2 separate regions of the Homo sapiens genome follow, and region 2 is linked to region 1. The links are chromatin contacts, found by Hi-C or POLR2A ChIA-PET in ENCODE. All regions are on one chromosome and are shown on one strand. The core of a region is the stretch at or near the end of the contact, and the rest is flanking DNA. Distances in the headings are between cores, read along the strand shown.

Region 1 (5,370 bases), core at 1,211-3,710:
CAGGCGCACACCACCATGCCCGGCTAATTTTTGTACATTTAGTAGAGATGGGGTTTCGCCATGTTGATCAGGCTGGTCTCGAACTCCTGAGCTTAAGTGATCTGCCTGCCTTGGCCTCCCGAAGTGCCGGGATTACAGGCATGAACCACCACGCCAGGCCTGGCTTCTCTCTTGCAAACCACATCAGGAACTGGCCACTGCTCTCCCTCCCGGTGCTGTAAGCAGGCAGCTGTCCAGTCCTGTTCAAGGCACTTCCTGGCCTCCGAGGGCTTCCCAGGCTCCATCCCAACCCCTCAGCTTGACATCCCAGGCATTTTCTAGACAGGGCCCAGCCCGATGGGACCCAGGCCCCTTTCTGAGCGCCTGGACACTGCGTCCTGAGGGCCACTGGGTGACTGTAAGCCTCCTACTTTTTTTTTTTTTTTTTTTGAGACGGAGTCTCGCTCTGTCGCCCAGGCTGGAGTGCAATGGCGCGATCTCGGCTCACTGCAAGCTCCGCCTCCCGGGTTCACACCATTCTCCTGCCTAAGCCTCCTGAATAGCTGGGACTACAGGCGCCTGCCACCATGCCCGGCTAATTTTTTTGTATTTTCAGTAGAGACAGGGTTTCACCGTGTTCGCTAGGATCTCGTCTCGATTTCCTGACCTTGTGATCCGACCGCCTCCGCCTCCCAAAGTGCTGGGATTACAGGCGTGAGCCACCGCGCCGGGCCAAGCCTCCTACTCTTTGGAACCCATTACGGTGTCGTAAAATCCCCTTCCCTCCATCCCATGACCTAGACGGTGGGGAAGTCACGCCGTCTGTCCCTCCTTACCAGAGCCCCTGGGGCCCAGAGGAGGGAGGGGGAGGACAAGAGGTGCCCACTGTGTACCAGGCCCTGGCAGGCGCCATGATTTCCGTATCTGGGTCTTCCTGCCTCCTCTTGCTGTATAGACTTGGGGCCCGGGCGGGTCTGAGCCACAGAAAGCACACAGCTGTTCATAACAACCACGAGAACCACAGAAGATGGCTGGTGGCCCCAGGAGGCAGCTGAGACCCCGGGCAGGGGGTTGGCCTCCAGGCCAGGCTCACCTTGGGGTTTTTCTTCAGGTGCAGGCGGTGGCCCCAGTGCGGGGTCAGGGACTGCTGGACCACGCCCCGGTGCCGCAGGTGAAAGTACTGCCCGTCAGGGAAGATCTGGGGATGTGGGGAAGCGGCCGCACCGATGGGACCCGGCTCCCCTGCTGAAGCCCCCGAGGGCCGGTAACAGCCCCCTTCTTTGTCCTTCCCCAGCAGGTGCTCTCTGGGAGTCCCAGAAGCTGAGCTTGGCTGAGGCAGGGGTGGGCTGGGACTCTTGATATTTAGAAGACCTTGTGGGCTCCCTCCCCCTTGTCGGGGTCTAGGGTTGTTCAGTCCCCTCCAAGCCCCCACTTCCCGTCTATCCCGGTCCCACCCACCGGCCCCAGGTTGACGAAGCCGAATTTGCGTGCCAGGCGCTCGACCTCCCGGTTACCCTGGGACACCTGGACGGCCCAGCTGCTGACATAGATGGGGGCTCGGACCGGGGCCCACCCCACAGCCCGGGGGCGGACAAGGGCCAGGGCCAAGACCAGGCGCAGCCACAGCGCAATCGGGGCGGGCCGCATGGAGGCGGGGCGGGAGCGGGGCCTGCGCAAATCCCCTCCCTCCCGCCAAACCGCCGAGTGGGCCCAGGCGTCCGACCCGCCCCCGGCGCCATAGCAACGCAGAAGGCTTCGACTCCCAGGGGGCCTTGCGGCTACTCAGCCAGGAGGGGCGCGAAGATCTAACAGAAGCGGGAGAGGGACGCACGCCTGCCCGTCTTCCGCAGACCCACACCCTCGGGAGCCTCAGTTTTCCCATTTGTACAACGACAAGACTAACCCAGAGAAGCGGGTTCACTGTTGCGATAACGCGTCCTACCCTTTGTTTGACCTCTCCCACTTTCCAACACACCCCTCCTTCGAGAATCAGCCCGGCCTCCTGTCCGGCCTAATCAGAATCATTCTTTTGCGTAATCCCGCCTCCTCCGATAAGCCTCGCCCCGTTCCCGCCCCTACCATTCCGCCCTGCCTCCTTTGTGATCAGCCCCGCCCTCCACTGGTCTCGCCAATGAATCGCGTCCCGTTTCTCCAATCGGCTCGGATGTTTCTTTAGCCCCTCCCCCCGGTTCCGCCCCCCCACGCCTCTCCTCGCCCTGGCTCCACCCTTCAGCCAATAATCCCATCCTCTGACACCGCCCTTCCAATCAGCTACGTCTCGCTCCGGCCCGGCCAATCGGTGCCCTGGGCCGCCGCGCCCCGCCCTCTCCCGGCGGGGTCTGGGCAGCGGCGGCCGTGGCGGAGGGCTATGCGGCGGGGGAGACGGGGCAGGCCCCTCCTCCTTTGTCCGCCCTGCCCTCCCATTGGTCCTAGCGGGGGGCCGGGGGCGGACACCGGCGCGGGGCCGGAGCATCGCGGCTCAGGCTGCGGGAAAGCGGTGCGCGTGCAGCGGGGTGGGTGCCCTGGTCCGCGGGCGAGCTCGAGCAGCCAACCCCGGGCGCGTCGGGGCCATGGACGGCCTGAGGCAGCGCGTGGAGCACTTCCTGGAGCAAAGGAACCTGGTCACCGAAGTGCTGGGGGCGCTGGAGGCCAAGACCGGGGTGGAGAAGCGGTATCTGGCTGCAGGTGAGCCGTCGGCGCTAGCCCGTTTCGCCGACGGGCACACCGAGGCCATGGGCCTGGGGGTCGCAGACCGGACTCCTTCCCCGGCTACGGGGTCCGGTCCGGCCGGTGGAGCGCGCGAGGTGACTGGGACCTCGAGGTCCGCCCGCAGCCCTTCCCTTGCCCGCGCCCTGCGACCCTGCTCCCGGGCCACCCCTCTCTAGCTTCCGCCCCTGGCCGCCCCCCGACGCCTCCTTCCGGGCGCTGGGTGCCTGCCATGCCGAAGTCCGGTTCTTCCAGTTGCCCAGTGGCCCCAGAGGGGTCGGGATGCCAGTGTCCTGCGCGTTTCGCCGTCCCCCTTCCCCCGTGGACCCCGGCCTGGCTGCAACAGTAGAGATCTTCCCGTTTTTCTGAGGGGAGGCTCCTGGCGGGAAGGGGAACGGACCGTCCTGGGGGCCTGCCCAGGACCCTTCTCCTTTCCTCCTCCTCTCCTGCCCTAGCTCACCTTCCCCCAGCTCAATGGCTTAGTGCCACCGAGCGTAAATGTTTGTTAAGACGGAGTTGGGTTGTCTGACGGCTGTGATGTGGGGAGGCTGGACTGGGGCCCACAGAGCCGGAGATCCAGGCACCCCGATTGTGACTCCATTACAGTTCTTCCGTGACTTTCACCCTTGGTGACGCTGCGCGCCCCTTCCCCTTTCCAAATCTCTAGCAAGAGCATGTAGTAAACGCTCCTTAAATGCCTCCCTCCCCACCTTTAAAACTTTTTTTTGAGACCGAGTCTTGCTCTGCTGCCCAGGCTGGAGTGCAGTGGTGTGATCTTGGCTCACTGCAACCTCCACCTCCTGGGTTCAAGCGATTCTCCTGCCTCAGTCTACCAAGTAGCTGGGATTACAGGTACCCACCACCATGCCCGGCTAACTTTTGTATTTTTAGCCGTTCAACATGGTGAAACGGGGTTTCACCATGTTGGCCAGGCTGGTCTTGAACTCCTGGCCTCAGGTGATCTGCCCACCTCGGCCTCCCAAACTGCTGGGATTACAGGCATGAGCCACCTTGCCTGGCCTAAAACTTTTTAAAATTAACTTTTTTAAGAGACAGGGTCTCACTATGTTACCCAGACTAGTCTTAAACTTCTGGGCTCAAGCGATCCTCCTGCCTCAGCCTCCCAAAGCTCTGGGATTACAGGTGGAAGCCACTGCACCCAGCCTTTCTTCCGTTTGTGTGGTGCTCCCAGCCCCACTGGCTCTGCCTTCTCTTCCAGGAAGCTCCGCAGAATGACTCACAAGGACTTGCTCTGGGCCTGGGGTATTCTGGGTAGAGGACAGTGCCACTTTTTTGAGCACCTTCTGCAGGTGGATCCCAGGAGTCCAGTTCCCCCCCAATTTTCCCACCATCTGGGGGTTCCCATGCCAGGCAGCGCCAGAACAGTCTGAAGTCTGTGCCCACACCCTGGAGGTCCCCAGGTGCCTGGTCCCATGTGCAGCGCAGCAGGTGGCATGGGCATGGCCCGGCTGTGCCTGCCCCCGGGAGCAGGTCCCTGACCTCTGCCCTCCCTTTCCACATCCCTGGGGCTAGTGGGCAGGAATTTAGGTCGTAGAGCGCCCAGGAGGCAGGCAGCAGGGAGGGGCTGCCTGGGGCACCGTGTCACCAGAGACGAAACTGAGGCACAGGGAGGCAGGGGCTGCCTCTGTGCCTGTTCTGTCTGAAGCATACAGTCCTCCACCCTGCCCACCCCCAGTCCCATCTGCTGCTAATCTTGGGGGCTGGGCCTCCCTCCACAGTTCTGATGTCCAAGGTCATCCTCCCGTCGCTGAAGCTGCAGGAAAAGGGATTTAGGGGAGGGACGCCCTGGGAGAGTCATTCCTCCCCACGAGCCAGGCCCGGGGAGAGATGGCAGTCCCTCATCCCCATCTCCCACCTCCTTTAAATTGACAAATCCCACACCCCTGGGTAACATACGAAGAAACTCAGAGGGGACAGTGACTGGGAGGCCACTCCTGGGACCAGCTGGGGGACTCCTCCTACCCCTGACCTTGGGTGCTTTTGGATAAAGACTAAAGCAGGTGGGAGGGGCTGGGGGGACTTGGGCCTCTGCCCTTTGGTCCAGAAGTGGCCTCTATCTCACTCTGCAGATAGCAGCCCCAGGGGAGGAGGAAGAAGGCTGTCCAAGCTCTCTGGAGCACATAGGTTCCCTGTGTGACCTTGGGCAACACCCACCCACCCCCAGTTTTGGCTGTTGAATAATTCAGGAAAAGCACAAAACCTGGCACACAATAGGCGCTTAATAAATGCAGCTGTCGTAGTCATTCTTTTCAGAGCCAGGTTCAGGATTGGGGCTGAGCTGGACACACACACACACACACACACACGTTTTTCTCTGAACACCCTCCTTGCTGGGACTGTGTTATAGTTGCCTGAAGGCACTTAATAAATGTGCAGAAAGGCTGATGGCGGTGGCTCACGCCTGTAATCCCAGCAGTTTGGGAGGCCAAGGCGGGCGGATCACCTGAGGTCAGGAGTTTGAGACCAGCCTGGCCAACATGGTGAAACCCCGTCTCTACTAAAAATACAAAAATCAGCTGGGCATGGTGGTACGCTCAGCTACTCAGGAGGTTGAGGCAGGAGAATCACTTGAGCCTGGGAGGCGAGCTTGTAGTGACCTGAGATTGCGCCACTGCACTCCAGCCTGGGTGACAGAGCAAGACTCCATCTCGAAAATAAATAGAA
Region 2 (5,370 bases), core at 1,972-4,471, 1.8 Mb after region 1:
CAGCAGACAACAGTCCTGTCCACCTCGGGCAGCTACCTGAGTCCCGGCGTGGCCTTCTCACCCTGTCACATCCAGCAGATAGGCGCCGTCAGCCTCAACGGGCTGCCTGCCACACCCATCGCTCCTGCCTCTGGTGAGCCTCCTCCAGGCACCCAAGGATGGGTGGGCAGGGCTGGAGCCAGAACTGGCCTCCCCATGACCCTCTTCCGCTCTGCAGGGCTGCACTCACCCCCGCTGCTGGGCACCACCGCTGTGCCTGGCCTCGTGGCTCCCATCACCAATGGCTTTGCAGGTGTCGTGCCCTTTCCAGGTGGGCACCCTGCCCTGGAAACCGTCTATGCCAATGGCCTTGTGCCCTACCCAGGTAAATTGGGGTCGTCCTCTGGGGCCTAGGAGAGTGGTGGGGAATAAAGATGGTGTTTCTGGAACAAGTATGAGTCCCTACATCACAGTGCCCAGGGAACAGAAGGGCAGGAAAAAGGGTGTCTCCGCTGAGCAGATAAGAGCTGTGGACACAGGAAGGGAGGCCGTGGCAGGGTAATAACACATTAAAACGGTGCATCTGGATGTTTCTGAGCTTAAATTCCAGTTCAGTGACCCTGGATGGGCTCTTTACGTCCCTGAGCCTCAGTTTGCTCATCTGGAAAATGGGGCAGATAACATCAGTAGCCTCAGAGGGTTGCATTGACAATTTAATCTGTGTGCAAAAGGCTTCACACAGGGTCTCACTCTGTCGCCCAGGCTGCATTGCAGTGGCACAATCTTGGCTGACTGTAACCTCCGCTTCCCAGGTTCAAGTGATTCTCCTGCCTCAGCCTCCCAAGTAGCTGGGATTACAGGCGCATGCCACCATGCCCGGCTAATTTTTGTAGTTTTAGTAGAGATGGGGTTTCACCATGTTGGCCAGGCTGGTCTCGAACTCCTGACCTCAGGTGATTCACCTACTGCGCCCAGCCCATAAATCTTAATTATTCATCTGTGTCATTTGGGGAGATATCAATGCCTGGATTCATTCATTTATCCATTCAACACAGAATGAATGACCCACTGATTTAGGCTGCACCTGCTTTCATGAAGCAGAGGTCCTTCCTTTCTCTATGCTACACCTACAATTTTAGGGCAAACATCTTCCAACATCTAATTTATGTGAAGTAAGTTATCTGTCTTTCCACCATGTAGGAGAATTTGTTTCTAACTTTTTATTTTTTTAATTATTTTTATTTATTTAGTTTTAGAGACAGTGTCTCACTGTGTCACTCAGGCTGGAGTGCAGTGGTGTCGTCGCAGCTCACTGCCGCCTCCATCTCTGGGGCTTAAGCAATCCTCCCACCTCAGCCTTCCTTGTAGCTGGGACTACAAGCATGTGCCATCACGCCCGGCTAATTTTTAAATTTTTGTACAGACGGGATCTTGCTGTGTTGCCCAGGCTGGCCTCAAATTCCTGGGCTCAAGCAGGCCTCCCAAAGTGCCGGGATTATAGGTGTGAGCCACTGTGACTGGCCTTAACATTTTATTTTGAAATGATTGGAGGTTCACAGGGAGTTACCAAAATACCACAGAGCAGTCCCAGGTACCCTTCACACAGCTTCCCTGATGCCAGCAGCTTATCTAATCATAGGTCACTGTCAAACCCAGGAAACTAACACTGGCACCATACAATTAATTCAACTCCAGACGGTATTCAAATTTCACCATTTATTTATTTAGCGACAGAGTCTCACTCTGTCGCCCAGGCTGGAGTGCAGTGGCGTGATCATAGCTCGCTGCAGCCTTGAACTCTCGAACTCCTGGGCTGAAGCGATCCTCTCACCTCTCACCTCAGCCTCCCAAGTCACTGGGACTACAGGCACGTGCCATTATGCTTGGCTAATTTTCGATTTTATTTTATTTTTTAAGAAATGAGGGTCTTGCTATGTTGCCCAAGCTGGTCTCGAAACTCCTGGGCTCAAGCGATCCTCCTTCCTCGGCCTCCCAAAGTGTTGGGATCACAAGTGTGAGCCACCACACCCAGCTGATTTCACGAGTTTTTGTATGCACTCTGTGCACGTGTGTGTGTGTGTGTGCAGGGGCGGTTAATTGCCATTTTGTCACAGATGCAGACTTGTGGATCTCCCACAGTGAAGATACAGAACTGCTTCTTGCCCACAAAGTGAACTCCTTCCTGCCACCCCTTTGAAGTCACAGTCACCACCACTATCCCCTGCCCTCCAGCACACTCTCCATTCGGGCAGAATTGTTTGGCTGAATTTTTCCCCAGAATCATCAGCTTTGGTGGCCTGGACAACTTCTTCCCTCCCCTACCCCTTTCCCTAGCGGTAGCAGGAAGGCTACAGCTAGATGGGGGAGCTACAGGGTGTCTGATGAGGAAACTCATGTGGAGAGGGAGACGGGGCAGGGGATGGGGGCAGGTGGTGATTTGAGGTGGAGGCTGAAGTCCTGGTGAATCCAGGGAGTAGAGAGGAGTGAAGGGTCCCCCTTGGGAGGCAACCGGGTCGGGATAGGGAGAGGGAGATGGGGACGATGGTGATCTCTCTCTGGAGTCCGAGAAACCCGGATTCCAGTTCAGCTTCTGCCATTTGCTATCTGAGTGGCCCTGTGCAAGTGGCTTCACCTTCCTCGGCCTCAGCTTCCTGGTCCTACAGAGGGTTTAGCACAGAGGAGAAGCTGGGCGGGGTGTTTGTTGCTGTCCTTGCGGCTCTTAAGGATCGGGGGTGGATGGAAGACTTCTGCTGCTCCCGCCCCACTCAGCCCCTCTGTCTGCCCGCAGCTCAGAGCCCGACTGTGGCCGAGACACTGCATCCTGCCTTCTCCGGAGTCCAGCAGTACACAGGTAGGAGGCAGCCCGCGTGCCCGCGCTGGGCCCTGGCCCCGCCCCCGCCTAGGGCCCCGCCCCCAGGGCCCGCCCCGGACGTGTCGTTCTTCTGTGCCTAGCCGCGCCTCCTACCTCTGGCCCCGCCCCTCAGGGCCCACCCTTAGCCCCTTGTCCTGTATTCAACCCCGGGCCCTGTTACTGGTCCCACCCCACCACCACCTATACCCGCAAACAGGACCTTCCCTTGTCCTTTAAGGACAGCGCTTACCCATGGCCTTACCCTCTCATGTTCTGTGTTGGGGAGAGGGAATTCCCCTTGACCACGTCTCTAGCTCTGACCCAACCCCAGCTCTCGGCCCTGCCCCTTACCCTCCCTCCTGCAGCTCCTAGCCCCGCCCCTCACTTCCTGCCTTTACTCTGACCACGCCTCTCTGATAAAGCCCCGCCCCTACCTCTGGCTCTACTTCTTAAGGCCTGGCTGTGACCCCGCCCTCTGCTGCGGCCCCGCCCCTTAACTCATGGTCCTGCCCACATAGCCCTCCATCAAGTCACGGCCCCGCCCCACTCATGCCCTTCATCCCAGTCTTGCCCCCGCCCTCCACTGTGACCCCACCCCTCAAGCAATGGTCCCGCCCACTCTGGACTGTCCTGTAGCCTTGGCCCCGCCCTCTACTGTGGCCCAACCCCTATACCCCTCCCCTCACGCCATGGGGTCCGCCCCCACCCCCCCTTCCCCGCCCCGTCTCGGTATTGGCCCTGCCCTCCACCATGGCCCCGCCCCTCAGGCAATAGCCCCTCCCCGTTTCGTCTGTGATCTTGGCCCCGCCCTCTGGCCTGGCCCCGCCCCCAAACCCTCCCCACAAAGGCCATGATCACACCCACTCCTGCCTTGGCCCCACCCTCTTATGGCCCCGCCCCCTCCCCGCCCAGCGGCCCAGGCCGCCCACGTGGCCTCACGCCCCTCCTCGCCCTGTGTCTCGCTCCGGTCTCCGCAGCCATGTACCCCACCGCGGCCATCACGCCCATCGCGCACAGCGTCCCCCAGCCGCCGCCCCTCCTGCAGCAGCAGCAGCGAGAAGGTGAGGCGGCCGCAACCTCCCCTGGGCGCCAGCCCCGCCCTCTGCCCGCCCTGTCCACCTGCAGGCTCCGTGTCTGGCCCGGGCCTCTGGGACCCGCGGGGCTGAGAGTGCGGCCTGGGGGCTGGACAGGCCAGAGTTGAGTCCCGGTGCAGCCGCTGACCCCTGGGAATCTCCCTCTCTGTTTCCTCCTCCGAAAAGAGAACCATGCTCGCCCCGACCCCGTAGGAATAGCAGTGACTTCCTACCAGCCCTCTCCAGAACCAAGAGTGATTCTCTGGATTTTTTGGAAAGGAAACCCTTTTTGAGGCTGGGGCATGGCACGATGAGGTATCAGGTAATGAGGCCTCCCCAGTAAAGCCAAGGCTGTCGAAGGAGGGAGGGATTCGATTCTGGAGTCTGACAGTCAGGGTTCAAATCCATACAGTTCTTGCCATGTGCGGTAGATCCCGCCTGTAATTACATAGCGTTTTGGGGGCCGAGGTGGGAGGATCACTTGAGCCCAGGAGTCCAAGACCAGCCTGGCTTAGCAAGACCCCATGTCTACAAAAAAATTAAAAATTGGCCAGGTGTAGTGGTGTGCACCTGTAGTCCCAGCTACTCAGGAGGCTGGAGCAGGAGGATCACTGAGCCCAGGAGGTCAAGGCTTCAGTGAGCTACTATCTCCCCACTGGACTCCAGCCTGGGTGAGAGAGCAAGACTCCATCTCAAAAAAAAAAAAAAAAAAAAAGGCCGGGCACGGTGGCTCACGCCTGTAATCCCAGCACTTTGGGAGGCCGAGGCGGGCGGATCACAAGGTCAGGAGATCGAGACCATCCTGGCTAACACGGGGAAACCCTGTCTCTACTAAAAAATAGAAAAAATTAGCTGGGTGTGGTGGCGGGCGCCTGTGGTCCCAGCTACTCGGGAGGCTGAGGCAGGAGAATGGCATGAACCCAGGAGGCGGAGCTTGCAGTGAGCCGAGATCGCACCACTGCACTCCAGCCTGGGCGACAGAGCAAGACTCCGTCTCAAAAAAAAAAAAAAAAAAAGAAAAGAAAAGAAAAAAATCCCAAGCTGGTAACAACCCAAGTGTTCATCAGCAGGTAAATGGATAAATAAATTAGGATGGAGCTGCACGATGGAACACTATACAGCAGTGAAAAAGGATAAGTAGCCAATACTCACAACAACATGGAATAACTTCACAGGCAGAATATTGAGTGAAAGAAGCCAGATAAAAAAGACTTCACTTAAATGAAGTTTTAAAACAGTAGGCCAATCGAGGTGGCTCATGCCTGTAATCCTAGCATTTTGGGAGGCTAAGGCAGGTGAATTGCCTGAGCTCAGGAGTTCAAGACCAGCCTGGCCAACATGGTGAAACCCCATCTCTACTAAAAATACAACAATTAGCCGAGCGTGGTGGCGTGTGTCTGTAATCCCAGCTATTGGGGAGGCTGAGGCAGAAGAATCTCTTGAACCAGGAGGCGGAGGTTGCAGTGA

What was found. A loop is a pair of places that touch in the nucleus more often than their neighbours do. ChIA-PET counts read pairs that join two places held with the same protein, here RNA polymerase II (POLR2A). Pooled maps may share reads with other maps.
Region 2: a pooled map shows a loop between it and region 1 (4-fold over the local background). The contact joins the enhancer-like site here to the promoter of REEP6 in region 1. A Hi-C loop is called at or near these places in 5 of 50 pooled maps. POLR2A ChIA-PET finds 5 or more read pairs at or near these places in 2 of 52 experiments (Caco-2 and activated naive CD8-positive, alpha-beta T cell).

What each region holds. Positions count from the first base shown.
Region 1 is chr19:1,488,721-1,494,090 of GRCh38, forward strand. It overlaps REEP6 (receptor accessory protein 6), which reads left to right and starts at 2,461. Exons shown (of 5, transcript NM_138393.4): 1 at 2,461-2,664. The coding sequence starts at 2,550. It overlaps PCSK4 (proprotein convertase subtilisin/kexin type 4), which reads right to left and starts at 1,630. Exons shown (of 15, transcript NM_017573.5): 1 at 1,438-1,630; 2 at 1,073-1,177. The coding sequence starts at 1,626. RefSeq lists silencers at 1,370-1,799, 2,020-2,559, 2,590-2,709.
Region 2 is chr19:3,282,135-3,287,504 of GRCh38, forward strand. CELF5 (CUGBP Elav-like family member 5) reads left to right here. Exons shown (of 13, transcript NM_021938.4): 7 at 1-133; 8 at 218-364; 9 at 2,768-2,830; 10 at 3,808-3,891. Among named protein-coding and RNA genes, the nearest start is that of CELF5, 60 kb to the left of the region's middle. Within about 2 kb of position 3,222, at least 10 of the 41 ENCODE cell types and tissues checked have a DNase peak (open chromatin) inside an H3K27ac peak, as active enhancers do.